Regions from separate parts of the Homo sapiens genome. Here region 1 is linked to region 2. A link is an interaction called in ENCODE POLR2A ChIA-PET data of the cell type or tissue named here. Cell type or tissue: MCF 10A. All regions are shown on one strand. Links, peaks and the distances in the headings refer to the core of each region. The heading gives the core; the rest is flanking DNA.

The links. Peaks named below come from ENCODE experiments on the same cell type or tissue, not always from the same donor. Only the 100,000 strongest peaks of a DNase experiment are listed, where the experiment ranks them.
Region 1: POLR2A ChIA-PET joins it to region 2 with 17 read pairs; 3 of 35 experiments call an interaction of 5 or more read pairs at or near these places.

What each region holds. Positions count from the first base shown.
Region 1 is chr1:232,417,370-232,427,723 of GRCh38, reverse strand. It overlaps SIPA1L2 (signal induced proliferation associated 1 like 2), which reads left to right. Exons shown (of 23, transcript NM_020808.5): 18 at 1,916-2,135. Among named protein-coding and RNA genes, the nearest start is that of SIPA1L2, 210 kb to the left of the region's middle. In MCF 10A, for the core only: no CTCF peak of the experiment used is centred there; DNase peaks (open chromatin) are centred at 4,623 and 5,433.
Region 2 is chr1:232,505,515-232,515,868 of GRCh38, reverse strand. It overlaps SIPA1L2 (signal induced proliferation associated 1 like 2), which reads left to right. Exons shown (of 23, transcript NM_020808.5): 3 at 261-2,012. The coding sequence starts at 530. Among named protein-coding and RNA genes, the nearest start is that of SIPA1L2, 120 kb to the left of the region's middle. In MCF 10A, for the core only: a CTCF peak has its summit at 7,371; DNase peaks (open chromatin) are centred at 4,458, 5,538, 6,238, 6,688 and 1 weaker place.

The sequences.
Region 1 (10,354 bases), core at 898-8,897, 87 kb after region 2:
TACTCGATAATGTTAGCTTGCTTATTGGCTTCAGTTTCATTATTATTGCAATCTCTTAAGCCACTTTGCTAAACAATTTAAAGTACTGAAAAGGACTTAAAGGCGATTTAGCCCAATCACCCCATTTAGCAAGTAACTGAGGCCCCAGATGGTAAAATGTGAGCTCTTCATAAATATTTGGTGCCAGAGTCAGCAACTGAGTCCTTGTCTCTCACTTCTAATCCAGCACTCCCTCTTGTTCATATGAAAAGGAAAAAGGAAATCAGGTATTGCCATACTGACCATGATCAGGGTAAACTGCAGGTCTTTGTGCTTCTGTCTTCCCTATAGTAAAACAATTCTGCAATTAACCTAATTGTGTTTTTAGAACAACACTCTAATTAGACACTACTGCAAAGCTGCTTTAATCTGATATGCCTGTAATCAAGTTCTGAAGAACCTGCTGGTGGTGTGTGAGGAGGGAATCCCATAAGAACTCCATCATAATGAGTCTTTTTTAAAAAACTTACATCAAGTCATGTACATGATACTGTATAAGCTTGGGTGCAAAGGCAGACTGTTGTACAAAGAGTGTAAATAGCTTTTCTTTTTGGAGGGTTGAACTTCTTGACATGTGTTTTTTCTTCTAAGACAAATCACCTTCTTTTCATGATGTAAATTTAACTTTGTAACTCACACACATTCCAGTTACCTTTCATCAGTTGGAAAGACTTGACAGAATGGAAGGAACACACACAATAGGAATATTTTTAGACTTACTGCTACATTCATAAATGTAAATAGCCATTTCTTTGTTTGATGATGTGAACATTCTGGCTTTTACTATTGTTTACCTAAAAGGATTGTGGTTCAGTATGCAAAGGAAGTAGTTGAAAATTCAGATTTGATTTAACTTTTCTTGAGTATTTGACCACTCATTTCTTAGTAAGAATTTTCCTTACCCTATCTGTAATTAAACACAACAATAATTTTAATGGTTCATTTAAGTCTGGTTATGATCCATTATTGTAACTCAATTTTCAACAATTATACAGACTTTGGCAAGTGATACTTTTTTTTTTTCCAAGACGGAGTCTTGCTCTGTTGCCCAGGCTGGAGTACAGTGGCACGATCTCGGCTCACTGCAAGCTCCGCCTCCCAGGTTCATGCCATTCTCCTGCCTCAGCCTCCCTAGTGGCTGGGACTACAGGCGTGCATCACCATGCCCAGCTAATTTTTTGTATTTTTAGTGGAGACAGGGTTTTACCATGTTAGCCAGAATGGTCTTGATCTCCTGACCTCGTGATCCACCAGCCTCTGCCTCCCAGAGTGCTGGGATTCCAGGCATGAGCCACTGTGCCCGGCCACAAGTGACACTTTTAAGTGGACAGTAAGACTTTATTGGACTGCTGCTGATTTTTGGAAATGTGTTTATGTGGCCGGCAAAGCTTCAATGTTCACAATTAGTCTTATTATTATTTAGATTAGATTGAACCTCACATGTAGTTGATTGGTAGAGAAATTGCCTAATATTACAATGTAGTCATTTCAAATTAAAATCAAACCAGTATTATGTGGAGCTTTGAATAACTATTGCCTGAAATGGCAACCTTATATAACTCCAGGAACTATCACTGCTATAAGGTTATGGAGGTTTTATTTAACATTTCAGAGTTAATAAAGCTGTGCATGTCTAATTCATGATAATATTTCATAGAATGTCAAAGGAGGAAAACATAAAATCTAATAACTGCACCCAAGCCCTGGTGTATTTGCCTTGATCCCCTGCATGCTGCGTTTGGCATTCTTGAGCTAACAGAGAAAACTCAAAGAAGCTATCACAATAGTATGTGAAACCACTGGACTTAGTCCAACAAGCCCCGTGCATTCGTTTTTTTAATGTCTGTTCCCTCCTCGCACCTTGTTTAAACCCTAGTTTTCGTTCTATGGGAACCTGTCTCCAAGGAGGTCGCTTTACCGCACGCTGTCTGACGAGAGCATCTGCAGCAACAGGAGGGGGTCCTCCTTTGGCAGTTCCCGGAGTTCCGTGCTTGACCAGGCCCTGCCCAACGACATTCTGTTCAGCACCACCCCACCCTACCACAGCACGCTGCCTCCGCGGGCCCACCCCGCACCCAGCATGGGGAGCCTGAGAAGTAAGTGAGGGGCTGGCTGCTCCCTGGCCAGCGCCGAGGGTGGGCTGATCGCACAACTCCTGCCTCATTGAGCTCTGAGGGTGGAGTGATTTAGGAGTTTGTTTTTGTTTTTATTAAATATATATTATTTGGTGTTTTAAATAATTTTCAAATATAGAAGCCCCAGAGTGGACATTTTGAAAAAGTTAGGTAACACTACCTATTTTGAAAGCAATTGAGAAACTCATGTTAGATATTTCTGTCAAGTCCAATAGTGACTTCTGCATCATATCTCAGCTATCATATCTATAAAGGAAAAAAATGTCTTTAGCCTGATTTAAAAAAAAAAAGAAAAGACTGATGTAAGGAGTGGGTTTTCCAGTGGGTGACAGCAAGGAGGGACATCTGGTTTTCTAGCCTTCAGTTTCTTCGTGCAGTTCAGTACCTGGAGATGGGGAGGTGGCACGTGTGCCTCGGGAGACCTGGCTTGTAGACTGGGCTTTACCCGTGGGCGGCTTTGTGTTCCTGTGCAGATGACGTGTGTTCTCTTGTGTCCCCGCTTATTTCAACTTACTAGTCACAGGTCAACCTGACGATTTCTAGATGATTTTCCTTCAAATCCTAAAAATCTTTGATTTTTATGTAGTGTCAAGTCTTCATTAATGTCAGTTTTTAAGGGCACTTTTTTTTATGTTAGCCTTATTTCCTTTATACATAGTTATTTTTGTACAGAAAAAATGGGAATTTAATCAGAAATCTATTCATTGCCAAGTTTTTTTTCATTTCATCACAGAAAATATCTTTAGAACCAATTCGAACTTCATAATACACTTAGAAGTCCCAGGCTAAATGAAATCAAAGTTCTAATAATATTTCCAATGTTTAACATAATTGGAAATGAACCTTATCTCATAAAATTCTTAATCTACTTCTTTAAGTAACATAATAACCTGCCTGTTATAAAGAGTCCATTTACCTAAATTGAAGAAACCTTTAAACGCCTTCTTGACAACCATGTGAAAGGTCAGCCAGACCTAGGCCACTTTCCTAATATTTCTCCAGCTGTTTTCTCTTTTTTGTAAAAGGTAACTTCAATGTCCTCTTAAAAGCTTTTGTAAAACCAATGAACCTCTATTTTCCTGCAAGTGTTATTTCATTTACAGTGTTTGAAGTGTGCTTGTGAACTCTCTGTGGTACGTGTGTTATGTTGGTCTTACATTCTACCCTTCATTTTGTTTCCAGGTGAAAGATGTATGTCCTTTTTTTTTTTTTTTTTTTTTTTTTTTTGTTAGCTTCACTTAAAAAAAAATAGACTTCTTAGAGCAGTTTTAGGTTCACACCAAAAAATACAGGGGTTTTCCATATACCTCCTCAACACATTTTCCCCACTGTCAACAAACCCCTGCCCTCAAAGAGTGGCAGTGGTACATGTGTTATAATCGATGAACCTATGTGGACAGATCCTTATCACCCAAAGGCCCTGGTTTACATTAGGGTTCGTTCCTGGTGGTGTACATTCTGTGTGTTTCTAAAATGTGTAAGATGACATGTATCCGCCATTACAGTATCATTCAGAGTAGTTACACTGCCCTAAAAATCCTCTGTGCTCTGCGTGTTCATCCCTCCCTCCCCTCTAGCTCCTGGCAACCACTAATCTTTTTACTATTTCCATTGTTTTGCCTTTTCTAGAATGTCGTATAGTTGGAATCATGCAGTATGCAGCCTTTTCAGACTGGCCTCTTCTACTTAGTAATAAGCATTCAACTTCCTCCATGTCTTTTCATGGTTTGATAGCTCATTTCTTTTTACAGCTGAATAATATTGCGTCATCTAGATGTACCGTAGTTTGTTTAGTCATATACTGGAGAACTGTATCCTTTTTTAATGTGTTCAAAGGCACAATTAGGAAACAGTCAAGTTATACTGTTCATTCACTGTCCTAGCTGAAAACTGCCTCACTTGTCTTCATTTTTACTTCTCTAGAAAAAGCACTAAGAGTTTTCCTTGCCATTTGCTCTCTTTAAAGAAACCTTCTTATTTGGTGATACATCTCCTCCAATAGCTACACTTAAGAAACTACTCGGAAAAAGTTCTCTAGGCTTGATGGATGAACTAACAAAATATAAATCAGAAAACTGGAGGTAATTTGTATTGAAGTGTATTCCCCTAAAGACTTCTGATTTCCAACCTCCTGTCCATGGAAAGTTTAAGCTTCCAGAATCTAATTGTTTGGAGGCCTCTAGTTCCCTGGCCTTCTGACTACCACAATCGCCTATGTGATTATAGATGCTCCTTGACTTACGATGGGGCCATGTCCAGATAAACCCACCATAAGTTGAAAATATTGTAAGTTGACCACGTATATGGCGACCTAACCTACTGAACATCATAGCATTTCCTAGCCTACCTTAAACGTACTCAGCACACTTGCATTAGCCTCTAATTGGGCAAAATCATCTTGCAACACAATACACTATACAATATCAGTTATTTACCCATGGAATCTCGTGCGTGGCTGACTGGGAGCTGTGACTCACTGCCAGTTCAGCATTGCGACAGAGTGTCATACCGCCTATCACTAGCCAGGGAAAAGTTCAAAATTCAAAATTTGAATTATGATTTCTACCGAGTATGTATCACTTTTGCACCATTAAGATCTACTCAAGACAGGTTTTAATAATCCTCTTCTTTCTATGGTTTCTGGCCATTCTGTAGACCCTCTCTAAGAAGATACCACTCTTTAAGAATAGTTTGACAGTCAAAAACTAGAGCAGCCCAAAAAGCTGAAATGTGAGTGTTAATGCCCAGAAGATGTCTTTGAGCGAGAAATGAGGAATATTTGAAGTTGCCCAGTAGTTTCTCTTAGTTTCTCAGAGAGATATAGCTTCACTTCAAAACTTGGAGCAGAGGTTGGTTCCAGATGGTTTTGAATTGCTGTGTAGATAGAGTTGGGCAGAAAACTCAGAAAGCACAGATACTCTTCTTTTAAACTTTAAAACATAGAGCATTCATAGGGAAAAGAGAATCTTTCACCAGGAGAGACTCAATCAGATTTTGTTTATAATTTGGAGGGAGGGTAGCAGGGCAAAGCACCAGTAACTGCCCATCTCTTCCCAGTGAATATTGGAAGACCTAATCTCTGCACCTTTTCTACATGTAATTATCATAGTCACAGGCTTCTCTTTCAGGTATTTTTAGCTTTTAAAAGTTACAGATTTGAATCTGTCTCAATCTTTCTTCTCTTGAGACTAAGATCTTAATCTTCATACTTAACAAGCTCATTTTGGATGTAATTCATGTCATGATTCATGTATATTTCCTGTGAAGTCACTGCAATGTGCTGTATCTTTATGTCTTCAACTTGGAGGTATGCAAATATCACCTGATCCAGCAGTTGAGAATATTTCTGAAACATTTCTGCCTTGCCTTTAGGACCTTTGTTTTTGTCATTGGTAGATTGCAGAAGAAAATTTATTTAAGGGCCCAGGTGAGAAAAAAAAATGACAGTGGGCTTTTGAACACACAGTTCACAGGCCACATAACCAGTGACACTGAAAAGCAGTCATATTTTCCTTTTATTCCTTGGCAGGTAGACACCTGGGTTCATTCAGCACAATCCCAAGCATTGGCAGGCTCACAGGCTTAAAGATAATTTTTTGGTTTTTTATGGAACGGAGATCAAAACTCTGAAATCTTCCTATCAGAATGGACTGATGAGAATTCTTAGATTTCAAAAATGAAAATAGAGAATATTATGTGTGGTTTCAAATCCTATAGTTCTGACCTACGCACATCACAAAGAATGCCCCTTGAAGTTAAAAAGTGGGAGAGTGGGAGAGTTTAGAATAAATAAAATAAACTGGTATTTTAGTTATAATGTAATACTTGCACATGTTGCTTCAGACCACATGTGTAGCCTCGGTGGTTTTGTGTTGTAGATGATAAGGACTACCAACCACCAGAGGAAGAATCTTTGCCAAGGGTGGCATGGCAAGGTATCCATCCATCTGCAAACAGGGTTTTGACTATTCAGTATTTGACTAGGCAGTGTTATTCAGTGTAATACTTCTTTCTCTTTTTTCAAATGTCCTCAGTCTTCCCTGTAATAAACATCGGTTTCTGAAAAGTGTAATTGTGAAACCTCAGATATCTGACCACCAGGAAATGCTGTTGAGAGGCTCCTTGGCATTTATAATAATAGCAATAAACTCAGACTCAGTAAAGATGGTTACTGTGATTTCAGGTTTTGGGTAAACAGACGGGAAGCCACAAGATCAATGTCGCTTGAGCAGGTGCGCAAGCCAGAGCAGGTGCGCAGGCAGTGGTTCCCTGATACTACCCCCCTTTCAGAATTCATGAGTCTCTCGAAAGGCTGACTTAGGTCCGTATGCAACATGGGCAGTAAGAATTGTGAGCACGGAGAAGTGTCTTCTCCAGAAGTGAGGTAGGATGGCATCTACCCAACTGTGCCCAAAAAATGCTTTCAGACAGTGTCCTCCCCTCTCTCCTGTTTTTTAACTCATCCTGAGAACTCCCAAGAAATATTATGGGTATGAAGTAAATTCAGTTACTATTGTTTTCTACTCACTAAATGTCTCATCTTGTTTGACATTAGTATGTGATACCATATGCAAAATTGGTTCGGGTTTCCATTTGGAAAAACTCTGTGAGAAACTTGTTATGCCAGGAGGTCACCGTGCTTCGTGTGGGGAGCCTGCAAATGTGCCCCACACTTGTGCCACCCACTTGCCTAGGCTGGCACTTTCTTTTTTTTTGAGACGGAGTCTCACTCTTTCGCTCAGGCCGGAGTGCAGTGGCACAATCTCGGCTCACTGCAAGCTCTGCCTCCCAGGTTCACGCCATTCTCCTGCCTCAGCCCCCCGAGTAGCTGGGACTACAGGCATCCACCACCGCACCTGGCTAATTTTTTGTATTTTTAGTAGAGACGGGGTTTCACCGTGTTAGCCAGGATGGTCTCCATCTCCTGATCTCGTGATCCGCCCGCCTCGGCCTCCCAAAGTGCTGGGATTACAGGCATGAGCCACCACGCCCAGCCACAGTCTTGTCTTAATTGGCCAGAAGAGTTGTACGGGCTCCTGAGGCTTGGGAGAGCTGGATTTAAAATAACAGGCTTTGATACCTGAGGCAAATGATGCCTTTCGTATAAAACCGTACAACTGAGGAGACAAGACAGTTCCAGCCACTGTGGCATCACAAAGCACAGGTGATCAATTGCTCTTGCTCCTTCAGGTCTGCACTATGTGTATCTTTTTTTGTTGTTGTTTGGAGACGGAGTTTCGCTCTTGTTGCTCAAGCTGGAGTGCAGTGGCGTGATCTTGGCTCGCTGCAGCCACCACCTCCCGGGTTCAAGCAATTCTCCTGCCTCAGCCTCCCGAGTAACTGGGATTACAGGAATGTACCACCACACCCAGCTAATTTTTTGTATTTTTAGTAGAAATGGGGTTTCACCATGTTAGCCAGGTTGGTCTCGAACTCCTGACCTCAGGTGATCTGCCTGCCTTGGCCTCCCAAAGTGCTGGGATTACAGGTGTGAGCCACCGCGCTCAGCCAGCACTGTGCATATCCTACTCCAAACCCCTCTCAGACCAACACCAACAGTATTCATCTGTTTGTTGACAGGGCTCTTTGAAGGATAGAACTTGTGTCTTACTAGTTATTCTCTCCCTAGGTTCTGATGTAGTACCCAGTAGTTCCTGGAATATAGAAGATGCTCGGTAAACATCATCTGGGTGATGGGGGTAGTGATAAAAGTATTGCATATAATTTTGGCTAGTTTAGAATCTGTGTTAGGCTGTTCTTGCATTGCTATAAAGAAATATCTGGGGCTGGGTAATTTATAAGAAAAGAGATTTAATTGGCTTTTGGTTCTTCAGGCTGTTCAGGAAGCATAGTGCTGGCATCAGCTTCTGGTGAGGGCCTCAGGAAGCTTACAGTCATGGTGGAAGGTAGAGGGGGGAGCAGGAGTGTCACATAGCAAGAGAAGGAGCAAGACAGAGTCCATGGCGAGATGCCACACTCAACCAGATCTCACGAGAACTCACTCTCACGAGAACTCACTCATTATCATGAGAATAGCATCAAGCCATGAGGGATCCACCCATGACTCAAACACCTTCCACGAGGCCCTACCTTCAACACTGGGAATTACATTTCAACATGAGATTTAGAGGGGACAACATCCGGACCATGTCAGAGACTCAAAAAAACAAAAACAAAAACAGAATAGTAATTTTCCCAGTTACATGATATTCTAATCAATGGAAAAGAAAATGTATGTGTTTTTCATGTTGATTATTCATGGAGATCTATAGGTGGCTCTTTGTCTAACAAGACTGCCATTGGAAGTCTTCCTGCTTATGGAAAAATGATGGATTTTAGATTTAAATCCCCATATTTTCATAGCTTTTATTCCTAAACTATGCTCTTCATTAAGAAGCTTCTCATCATTTGTGTCTCAGCCAAGTGTCCCCTCCTTGGACAGGCCTCCCCCAAATGTGCCACCAAGCTTCACAGTCACATCACCCTGTTTTGCTTTCTGCAGAAGACTTAATCACTCCTTGTATTTTCTTGTTTATTCATTTATTGTCTTTTCTTTGATGTAAAGCTTCATGAGAGCAGGGCCTTGTCTGCCCTACCCACTGTTGTGCCCCCATCACGTGGCAGGCAGTAGTCACTTATCAAATACATTGTGGTAGACTGCTGAGTGGACAGTGCTTCAGGTAAACTCATGAGAAAAGGAGACATCTCATCTGTGCTAACCTTCTTTGCCAGTTCTGCAGTATCAAATAGAAGTCCCATTCACCACTGGAGGAGGGGGGACAATATTTTGTAATAAAGAAAAAATGTCACCAACAAATGTCCTTTGCTTCTGCTCCCTGCTTGGCCAGCCATACAAATTAAAAGTGGTGAGGGGTTGTCTGGGCTTGCCTTTGGTTGTGAAATATACACCCCGAAACCATCTCAGATCCGAGAGCCATTAGTGCCACATTGTGTGGGGTCTCTGCATGCATTGCGTAGGGGGTAGCAGGCAGAGACCTTCAGAGCTGGTTGGCTGGCCTGCTCCGTGGGCAGCCGGGCCCACTCACGCACTGTGGGCCACAAAGATTCATGTTTGTGCCTTGGCAAAATTATGAATGGCCACGTATCAGGAACTTTAGAGGTGCTTAGGAATTGTCAGAGCTTATTTCACTCAAGACTGTCAGGAAACCACTCTATTGAGTACTGGGGAAAGATGCACACAGCTGCAGGAGGGACCAGGGGAAGGGGAAGCAAGGGACATTAATCTCACATCCCAGCTTGTGAATCAGGGCACTGGCCGCCATCCCCTCTGTTCTCATTGCATTTTACCCCTCTTGTCTACTGTGTTATTTTTCTCTTTTCCTGTCTCCTGTTATCGCCAAGTAAGGATCTTGTTGTATAGTGGTCTTAGGGGGAAAAGTAGCACATAGAATGTGTGTTAGGCTTGATTTTAGCCTTCAAGAATGCCAGAAGCTGGAATGAAGGATTGTTTCTTTATAAACACAAGGAAAATTCACGAGTTGGCATTTCTTAGTAAAACATGATGAACAGAATGTACTTTCTGTAGAAATGGCCGTGTATCTGAATAGAATTCCATTCCGCTCCCTGATGCTTCCCCTCCAGTGAGGGAAGGAGGGAGGACAGTGCTGCAGTGGGCCCAGATTCCAGCCTGCCTGACCTCCGCGGCCCTCACAGAGCTATGCCGCTCTTGCACCGTTTCCCGAAGAGCCCAGCCATGTGGAAATCAGTGACAAAAGTAATTGCTGCCTCCATATTTAATTTCTTTACACTCGGTGCAGAAAACTTGCCTTGAGCAAAGCAGCATATGAGTTGCAGAGAGAGAAGGAAGTGTTTTTTAAGTGAAGGAAGATTCCTGGGTTTCTTTACCTTTCTGCTTGAGGGTCTTTCTTTACCTTTCTGGAACCCTTTCTTCCTAAGCAACTGAGACAGGACCCGACAGCCAGTTCAGCCCAGTCTTTGCCCAGTAGGGAGCAAGGATGCTCCTGGGAAACAGTGAGTGCTGCGTGCCCTCCTTCCCACCTCCCACTCCTGCGTTGCTGCTTCCCTCCTCTGCTGGTTAACCTCTTGGCAAGGACAAGCACATCACACACAGAACAAGTAGAATAAGGAAGAACCAGTGTTGTTTCAAAGAAGAGCATGTGGAGAAGGGAGGGTGGAAACAATGTGGACAATATATCCAT
Region 2 (10,354 bases), core at 1,641-9,640:
TGCTTAGATGCAATTAGGGTGGGAGACATCCTAGGAAAGTTTCTTAGATGAGTTAATACCTGATTGTATGGTGTGAATTTTATCTAGCTATGTAGAGAAGGAAGATGGTGTTCCAGGGAGGAGTGTTACGAACAGTGCTGTGGATCATGAAACTTTGTGGGCAGAAGCAGAGGGGAAAGACAGATACGAAATTTATCATAGAATGTGTTCAACTTGAAGCATATTAATTGCTAATGGCTACTTCCTATCTCTTAATTCAGGTGAAGGAAATACTCATGACCAGCCAGATGTCTTAAGGAATGCTTTTGAAAAGAACAGAGGCGTACAACATTATTACGACAACAGAGAAGCAAGTTGGCTTTGAAGAAACTGTATTCTGAGGATGTTGTTTGCTTTGGGCTAAGAAAAGAAAAAATACAACTACAGACAAAGCCTTTATATCTGCAAGTATTATGGCGTGGTCGGTAGCAATGTAATTAGATTTACATCAGTCTTCCTGGTGAGACTTGGAGGCTCTTCCTCGGTAGACATGAGTGACCCAAGGCAGTCACAAGAAGAGAAGCACAAGCTAGGCAGAGCCTCTTCAAAGTTCAAGGATCCCCCTAGAATCATGCAGTCAGATGATTATTTTGCTCGGAAATTTAAAGCCATTAATGGCAACATGGGACCCACTACTTCTTTAAATGCCTCGAATTCCAATGAGACTGGCGGTGGTGGTCCGGCTAATGGTACCCCAGCTGTGCCCAAGATGGGTGTGAGAGCAAGGGTGTCTGAATGGCCTCCTAAAAAGGACTGTTCCAAGGAGCTAACATGCAAGGCACTGTGGGAAAGCCGGTCTCAGACCAGTTATGAAAGCATCACTTCTGTCCTGCAGAATGGGCAGAGTGACCAGAGTGAAGGTCAGCAAGATGAACAGCTCGATCTGGACTTCGTGGAGGCCAAGTACACAATCGGAGACATCTTTGTCCATTCCCCCCAAAGAGGACTTCACCCCATAAGACAGAGGAGCAATAGTGATGTCACTATCAGTGACATTGATGCCGAAGATGTCTTAGACCAAAATGCAGTCAACCCCAACACCGGGGCTGCCCTGCACAGGGAGTATGGAAGTACTTCATCCATCGACAGGCAAGGCTTATCTGGTGAAAACTTTTTTGCTATGCTCAGAGGGTACCGAGTAGAAAATTATGACCACAAAGCAATGGTCCCTTTTGGGTTCCCTGAATTTTTCCGCTGTGACCCTGCAATCTCTCCGAGCCTTCATGCAGCAGCACAGATTTCTAGGGGAGAATTTGTCCGCATCTCAGGATTAGATTATGTGGACAGTGCCCTCCTGATGGGGAGAGACAGGGACAAGCCTTTCAAACGGAGGTTGAAATCAGAGTCGGTGGAAACATCTCTCTTCCGAAAGCTTCGAACTGTTAAAAGTGAGCACGAAACTTTCAAGTTCACGTCTGAGCTGGAGGAGAGCCGACTGGAGAGGGGCATTCGCCCTTGGAATTGTCAGCGATGTTTTGCACATTATGATGTCCAGAGCATTTTGTTTAATATCAACGAAGCCATGGCTACGAGGGCTAATGTGGGGAAAAGGAAAAACATAACCACTGGGGCATCTGCAGCATCCCAGACTCAGATGCCTACGGGCCAGACAGGCAACTGTGAGTCCCCTTTAGGGAGCAAGGAGGACCTCAACTCCAAAGAGAACCTGGATGCCGATGAGGGTGATGGGAAAAGTAACGACCTCGTCCTTAGTTGTCCTTACTTTAGAAATGAGACTGGAGGGGAAGGCGACAGGCGGATTGCGCTCTCTCGAGCCAACTCATCCTCTTTCAGTTCTGGGGAAAGCTGCTCTTTCGAATCGTCACTCAGCTCTCACTGCACAAATGCAGGTGTCTCCGTCTTGGAAGTGCCCAGAGAAAACCAGCCTATTCACAGGGAGAAAGTGAAGCGCTACATCATAGAACACATTGACCTTGGGGCCTATTATTACCGCAAATTCTTCTATGGGAAAGGTAAGGAAGAGCCATGGGCGTTTGCATGTGTCTCGGGAGTAGTTTTTTAAGAACCAGTCACAATGTTTTGCTTTGTGTTGGAGCACCTTCCTCAGAGTGTCCAAGGCCATAGTCCACTGGGCCTGACCTTGTTCTCCATCATGGTCCCTCCATAGCTTCCAGGCTAATTTTTTCTTTAGAAAACTGCAATTCCATGCCTTTGTTTATGGGTAGTCCTTAATGTGTAAATGCCCTTTTGGTTTCTCTTTCTGTCATTCTTTGTCTGCCAATTTGTGATCATCACAAATTCAGACTTGATTTAGATTTCATCCCTTGTAAGAAGTCTTCCCTGATTAATTCTGTCCTCCTCCTATTCCTCTGAATAATCTCTTATGCTGCTTACAGTGGAAAATTCTGTGTTTCCCTCACCTCTCTAATCTTTCTGTACTTTGCTTCTCCAGCATTGCTGTATGTGTTGGACATGTTAAATCTTTGTTGAAAGAATGCCTGAATTACCACAACAGACAAATTTTGTTTTCATGTAGTTCTATAGATGGGCTTAAATGTTAAGACACAAGTGATAAATTATTTAATTCTATGTCAAATAAATGGTTTTTGCTTTACGTATATCTTCAGGCTTGAAGGATGCATTCTTCAGAGGTCATGTAGTTGAATCCTCAACCTTTAAATAAGTGTCCCTAATTATCCCAGGGCTAGGAGAATCTTCTCTGATTTAAAGACCTACAGAGAAACAGGTTCCACATGTGTCAGTAACACATGCCGAGGAAAACACTCCGGCACCTCTCACCACCTTCTTATTGGGTGCAGCTGGTGTCCTTCACGCCTTCATTATAGTGCAGCTTACTTTTCAGAGCTATATTTTTCTGTCTTCAGTTTCACCCGTCAGCCCTCTTCCTGCTCCCAGGGATCCAGGGATAACCTCACAGAGTGCCTGAGGAGGCAGAGGGTGGGCCCCGCTACTCTCCTCCTCCTTTTTCTCAGTGCATAAACTATTCTGCTTCTAGCACAGATAGCTGGGAGCTCACTGTACTTTTATTTATTTATTTTTTTTTTTACTTTAAGTTCTGGGATACATGTTCTGAACATGCAGGTTTTTTACATAGTTATACTTGTGCTATGGTGGTTTGCTGCACCTGTCAACCCATCATCTGGGTTTTAAGCCCTGAATGCATTAGGTGTTTGTCCTAAAGCTCTCCCTCCTGCTTATGAGTGAGAACATGCAGCGTTTGGTTTTCTGTTCCTGTGTTAGTTTGCTGAGAATGATGGTTTCCAGCTTCATCCATGTCCCTGCAAAGGACATGAGCTCATTCTTTTTTATGGCTACATAGTATCCATGGTGTATATGTATGGTAGTTTCTTTATCTAGTCTATCATTGATGGGCATTGGGGTTGGTTCCAAGTCTTTGGTATTGTAAATAGTGCTGCAATAAACATATGTGTGCATGTGCCTTTATAGTAGAATGATTTATAATCCTTTGGGTATATACCCAGTAATGACATTGCTGGGTCAAATGGTATTTCTGGTTCTAGATCCTTGAGGAATCGCCACACTGTCTTCCACAATAGCTGAACTAATTTACACTCCCACCAACAGTGTAAAAATGTTCCTATTTGTCCACATCCTCTCCAGCATCTGTTGTTTCCTGACTTTAATGATCGCCATTCTAATTGGCGTGAGATGGTATCTCATTGAGGTTTTGATTTGCATTTCTTTAATGACCAGTGATGATGAGCTTTTTTCATATGTTTGTTGGCCGCATAAATGTCTTCTTTTGAGAAGTGTCTGTTCATATCCTTTGCCCACTTTTTGATGGGGTTGTTTTGTTCTTGTAAATTTGTTTCAGTTCCTTGTAGATTCTGGATATTAGCCCTTTGTCAGATGGACAGATTGCAAAAATTTTCTCCCATTCTGTAGGTTGCCTGTTGCCTCTGATGATAGTTTCTTTTGCTGTGTAGAAGCTCTTTAGTTTAATTAGATCCCATTTGTCATTTTTGGCTTCTGTTGTCATTGCTTTTGCTGTTTTAGTCATGAAGTCTTTGCCCATGCCTATGTCCTGAATGGTATTGCCCAGGTTTTCTTCTAGGGTTTTTATGGTTTTAGATTTTAATTTCATCAGTATTGGTTTCTGTCTTGAGAATATTTGTGTAATTTTTGACTGTAGTTTGTTTTATTGGAGTGGGTTGGGGAGGGTGGGTAACACAGACCTTAGGAGGTCACTCTGTCCACTTCAGTCCCTTATAACGTTAAACCACTGTGAAGCCTGTTTATTACTTTTTCTCATGGAGTATAGACTTAAAAGAATTTGTCTGCCAGATAAATTGTGATTATTAATAATTCCCCCTCCTGTTTTTGCATCAATCCAGACTTAGCATGTCTTTTGTAATCACATTATGACAACATGAATCAGAGAAATGATCTGATGCAATAAAGCTAAATAAACAGATATTTACACTGCATCTGGTCACTTAGTGTGAATTGTCTCTCTGTCCTCATACTGATGACATAATAGGACTGAAATAGTTTTGTCAACAGATCTTGGTCCCCTGTTGTGTCTCCTTTCCTCTCCTCCACCCTGAATTTCGGTCTTGGCTTCAGGTGTGCCTCAGTGTTAACACCATAGTTACTTCCTTCCAGCCAGTGGAATCAAAGAATCCTGGACCTGCTTTTTTGTCTCTGCTGTGAAAATAACTCATAACCCTCATGCCCGTGTTCATGCAGAGGTATCACATTATATCACACTGCTCAAGGATGCTCTCTAGGTGGAAGTTAGTTATTTTTGGAAAGGGAGATGGAGAGATAGGCTTCCTAATTAAGGTTATTTTTATTGATGAAGCCATGGCTGCCAATTCTTAATAAAATAAAGTCTGTTGGATTTATTATGCCCTGAAATCCCCAGGTAATTAGTCATTCTGGCTAGCTGAGTTTTGTAAATAGTTTGTGATTCAGACTTTGAAATACTAGAACATAAAATTATATATATGTTCATATTTATGCCAAAACTTAGTGCCAGCGTCTCATTCATATGCTGTTGCACATGTCTGAGTGTAAGTGGAATGAAAAACTGTTGTTTTGTGCACCCCGGTCACCACCATTTGATTCATTAATGTCCCCAGGGTCTGTTCCCCGAGATGATTTTAGGTTGCTAGATTCTGTTAGTTTTCTTGACTGCTACTTGTAGTTTTTCTCTTGAATTCTCAACTGTCACTTCTTGGTAGTTTTAAAGACTCCTCTGCAAGTGATTTATTTCCTCCACCTTTTCTGATGAGCTACTTAGTTTTTCAAGAGCATTGCAAATGACATCATCAAACTGCTTAGGTTTGAATGTGAAATAAATAAGCTCCAAAGAAGAATCTGAGTGTAGACACCCTGTCAGTGAATTGTGGGTGGATGTACGCTTATCGTTTGGCATTTTGGTGCTGTTGGGCACACTCTCTGGTTCTGAGCTTTGCAGTGGATTTATAAACGAGTCAGAAAGCAGAATTCTAGACTATAGTCACGCATCAGTTAACAACAGGGATATGGTCTGAGAAATGTGTTATTAGGCAATTTCGTCATTGCGTGAACATCATAGAGTATACTTACACAATCCTAGATATATATCTTTATTCATATATATATATATATTTTCATATTGAAAACCAAATGTCCCAGCACCATTACTGAATATCAGACATTTCCCCTTATTCATCTGCACTGCCAATATCAAGTGCCATGCATCAGATTTCTGTATATGCTCCATCATGATTTTATGGGACCACCGTCATGTATGTGGTCCATTGTTGACCGAAATATCCCTATGCGGTACATGACTGTGCTTTGCAAAGCCCACAAAATGAGGGAGTGGGGAGGCAATCCGTGAGGTCACTTTGTCTTCAGTGTTCTGTGATTCTGTGCTGTGGAAGGTGCTGTTGTGCCTGCAGATGGGCTCGGGCTGGGGAAGGAGCGGCCACCAGGAGCGAGAAGAAGGCCGAGCCCCGGCTGCTCTGTTCTCTCTCCAGCGCAGCTGTGAACTGTGTCCTGCCTCCTCCTATATTTAGCTCTTCCCCTGTGGTCCAGTGTGACTTCAAAGTGAAATTGGTTACAATGGCATCTGCTCCTGCTCTTGCTGGTCTCTTGTTGAGCCATTAAGGACTCCAGGCAGAGGCAGCAGCCCAGATTCTTAAGTGAAAAGTACAGTGAGGTGGAGGCCTCCTATGGTGTGGGAGTAGATTCCCATTCCCGCTTCAGCCACTGGACACAGTTGTGCAAGACCCTTCTGTCTGCAAACATCATGAGTTGGGTGAGCTTCATTGTATTTAAAAACAGAGGGCCTGGGCAGACTGGCACAGATAACGATGTTTTTGAGATAGCTTTTTTCTTTCCCTTTTTTGCTTTTCCCTTCTCTCAAGGATTTTCTCTTTGGAAACTGACTTTCAGGGATCTATCTTTCAATACTTTCCAGAGTGCTTTTATTTTGTTCTGTGCTTCAGGGTTCTGTGTAAAACTTCATTTTCAAGAGAATTAACTGGCTCCCAATCATGGCAAATGTTTAAAGTGCGATACTTTAATAATGTGATTTCTTCTTTATTGGGTAGTTAATGTGAAATGTCTGCTTTTGATGCTGAGGTGTATTTCTGTGACACATCATCACTGAAAGGCTGTTGAATAACTTTGTGAAAGGATTTCTGCAGGGGAGTGGCAGGACACAGGAAACTGTGTGACAACATCGCTTGCCCAGGCAAATCCATCTGTAGCTTTCAGTGAAATAGCTTTTCTTTTTTCTTGAAGACAGAGTCTCGCTCTGTTGCCCAGGCTGGCGTGCAGTGGCGCAATCTTGGCTCACTGCAACCTCTGCCTCCCGGGTTCAAGCAATTCTCCTGCCTCAGCCTCCCAAGTAGCTGGGATTACAGACATGTGCCACCACGCCCGGCTAATTTTTGTATTTTTAGTAGAGATGGGGTTTCGCCGTGTTGGCCAGGCTGGTCTCGAACGCCTGTCTTCAGGTGATCCACCCACCTCAGCCTCCCAGAGTGCTGGGATTACAGGCGTGAGCCACCGCACCCAGCCAAAACAGCTTTTTTAAAAGCAGTGAGGATAGTAGCAAGTAGAGTGAATGCCCAATAAGTCCCTTCCTTTCACGGGCGATAACCATGAAGACACATTGGTGCCGTTTGTCACATTACTGTTTCTCTGATGGGACTCATTGTGAATGTGCCATTTGCTGCTGCTTTGAGCTTTGCATTTGTGAAACAGGCTGTGACAAAGGGTCCCTTAGATAGGGATTCTAGTTGTGCTTGACCACGGTCAGTCATGTGAGCATCAGTGAGTCTGGTTTCCATTGTAGCAGAGCAGCAGGCTTTGCCTCCTTCTGGACCTGCTTGGCACTGCACACTGCCACCAACAGTGGGGCCAGTGCTGGAACTGTGTGGCAGAGCCCAGACACTGTGTGTTGACACGTGAGGTCTCCCCCGCTTGGTGACGAAATCCTTAACTTGTTAAGAAGTTGTGCACCTAGTGGGTTACTCAGGAGTTCTAAAACGGTTCTGTGCCCTACTTTATGCCACCCAGACCAGAATAGTTCTAGGAGGCAAAGTGAGTAATATTTGGGTAAAGAGAGGTTAAAACCAGATGGGAGGATGAAGCTGGGCCTCCGTGGTGACTCAGGAGTGAAGTGAAAAGTGGCTAAATCATTGTCTGAGCCTTCGGGAACGTTGTTTTGCTAGAGCCATTCTGCTGGCACAGGAGCGCGTGTTCCTCTGAATGTAGTGGGGGAAAATGCGGAATCAGATTGACGAATCTATATCTTTTTTTCATTTAGAATTTTTAAATGGTATATAAATGTCATATGATGGTTATGGGAAAATAAGAAAATGTAGAAAAGCAAGAAATAAAGTCTCCCCAAATTCATCAGCTATAATCACCATTAACATTTCGTCATTATCCTTGAAGGCTTTTCTGATGCAAATAAATTTATGTAAATGGAGCTTACTCCTGCTATTACTGTGGAACTTGCTTTTGATGATCACCCTTCCATGTCATTATGTATAGAACTGCATCTGCATTTTAAGAGCCATTATCAATTATCGTTATCTGCACTGAATGCATGAGGAGATGCCAGGTATTTACCAGCCATGATCTGGGCAGATAAGTTAATGACTGTGTTTGCTTTACTTGAGAGAGAAACTTACCAGCTTGATAGAAGCACAGTAATAGGGGAAGATGCATAATTTCCTGTCCCCTTGTAGATGCAATACCTCTACAAAACAACTTACCAAATACATTAGTGAATGTCCATTTTTGTAAAGAAATCTTTACTTGAAAAAGTAATTTATCTTTATAAGAGTTTAAGTCAGTGTCCCACCACCTTCCTACTTGGATGTGGGCTGCATTTAGTGACTCACTTGCAAAAGGTATCTTATGGAAAGACAGGGACAAATAATTTTACAATGGAGTAGCCTGGCAAACACTACCTCCCTAGGTCACCAAGGTCACCATCAACAGTGGTAAGTCCTGTGGGTAGCTTGTACCCCGGCTATGAATGACTCTTCTGCAGGCTTCCTCTCCAAATCTATAACCCCAGTACAATTAGGGGAAAACATTAGAAAAATTCCAAATGAAGGACATTCTGCAAAATCCCTGACTGGTACCCAAAGCTGTCCAGGTCATCAAAAGCAGGGAAAGTCGGAGAAAAAAAAAAAAATCACAGACCGTAAGAGCCTTAGGGGACATGACAACTAAATGGAATGTGGTACCCTGGGTGGAATCCTGTACAGAAAAAGGACATTCCATTAAAAACTAAGGAAATCTGAATAAAGTATGGACATTAGTTAATAACATAACAGTATTGATTCGTTCATCATAACAAATGTACCAAAATAATGTAAGATGTTAACAACTGGGAAACTGGGAGATGGGTATAAGGGAACTCTGCTATTTACAGCTTTTCTAGAAATCTAAAAGAATTCTGAAATAAAAAGTTAAAAATTTTACAAATGTAAGTCATAAGTGCTCATATATTTAAAATTATGATCTATTTCTTTAAGACAAGAAGAAAGAATTTGTAAGTAGTTCCTATAAATAACAAAGCTTTATGTTGCTTTATTGAACGACCATAGAATTCTTGTAAGCAGCCAACTTCACTGTTTCTGGTAACTGCTCTCTTACCTAGCTCTTTGTAAACCCACCCTTTCCTCCAGTGCTAATTTTTATCATTAGTATTTTAACTGAAGAATAATATGTTGTATGTAAATCCTGCTAAATGAACAAATTGATTCTTCTAGAATTTGTGTAATAACCCTCTTACCTCTCTTGATACCAATTTAACCGTTTTTTGGCTGGGGAATTATCTTTCTGCCATTAGGTAAAAGTGTCCATCCATTTTAATTATAGTTGGAGGTCAACTCTTGGTAAATAGAGGTCTGTGAATGGCGGGCAAATGACATCACTTAAGGCAGAGTGCACACTGAGGTTCACATCCCAACTCAATTTGGGGCAAATCCTTGAACTACTTTGTGCCCTAGTCAATCATCTGTAAAATGGGATGATAATAATACAAATCCCCCCTGTAAAGGGCTTAGAGCAGTGCTTGTCAATAGCATGCCCCCCTGCTTCCCAGGGTTACTTAAATAAATGTGTAAGACTTTTCCCTCTAAAAAGAAACTATTGTTCACACCACTGCTACAGGCTTTAGAGGGCAATACTTTCTTTTAGTGGTTCAAAGATGAAGAGAGAAACAAGTAGAACCATATGGCAGAGAGGGCTGGGGAAAGGTGTCTGGTGAAGTCCATCACCCCATTCCAAACACACTCACTTAAGTGTCACTAATGTGACAGTTGTAGGCGGGCCTACACCTTTACATATCAAATGAACTTCACTGCTGAGTGATGCATGGCTGCATTTGCTTTGAATTTCATGCCTGGTAGCTGTTTTTTCCTTCTGATTTTATACAGTCATTGACGAAAATTAATAGGGAGTTGGACACTATTAAATTCATACGGGTGAACAGAGTGCCATCTAACAATAGTACTATTCTAAGATACACATTCCTCCCTCTGAAGACATAATCGGCTGAGTTCTTCACCTCTCTCCCTGGCCAGTATTGCCTCCCCAAACGGAGGTCCCGTCAAGTCCCACAGGCGCCCTTAATGGGGAGGAATTGCCCAGATACACATGAGATTCAGCACCAAGGGCTGTGGTCGCACGGGCTCCATGTGGCCGTCGGTGGAAAACACCGGGGCTTTCTCTCTTGCAGAGGTGCCGTATCTGGACAGTCACAGTTCCCATACACCACAGTGTTGCAGGAACCCACAAAGGGCTGTCTGTATGCTATTTCAAAACCTACTGACTCTCTGGCCCCAAAAAG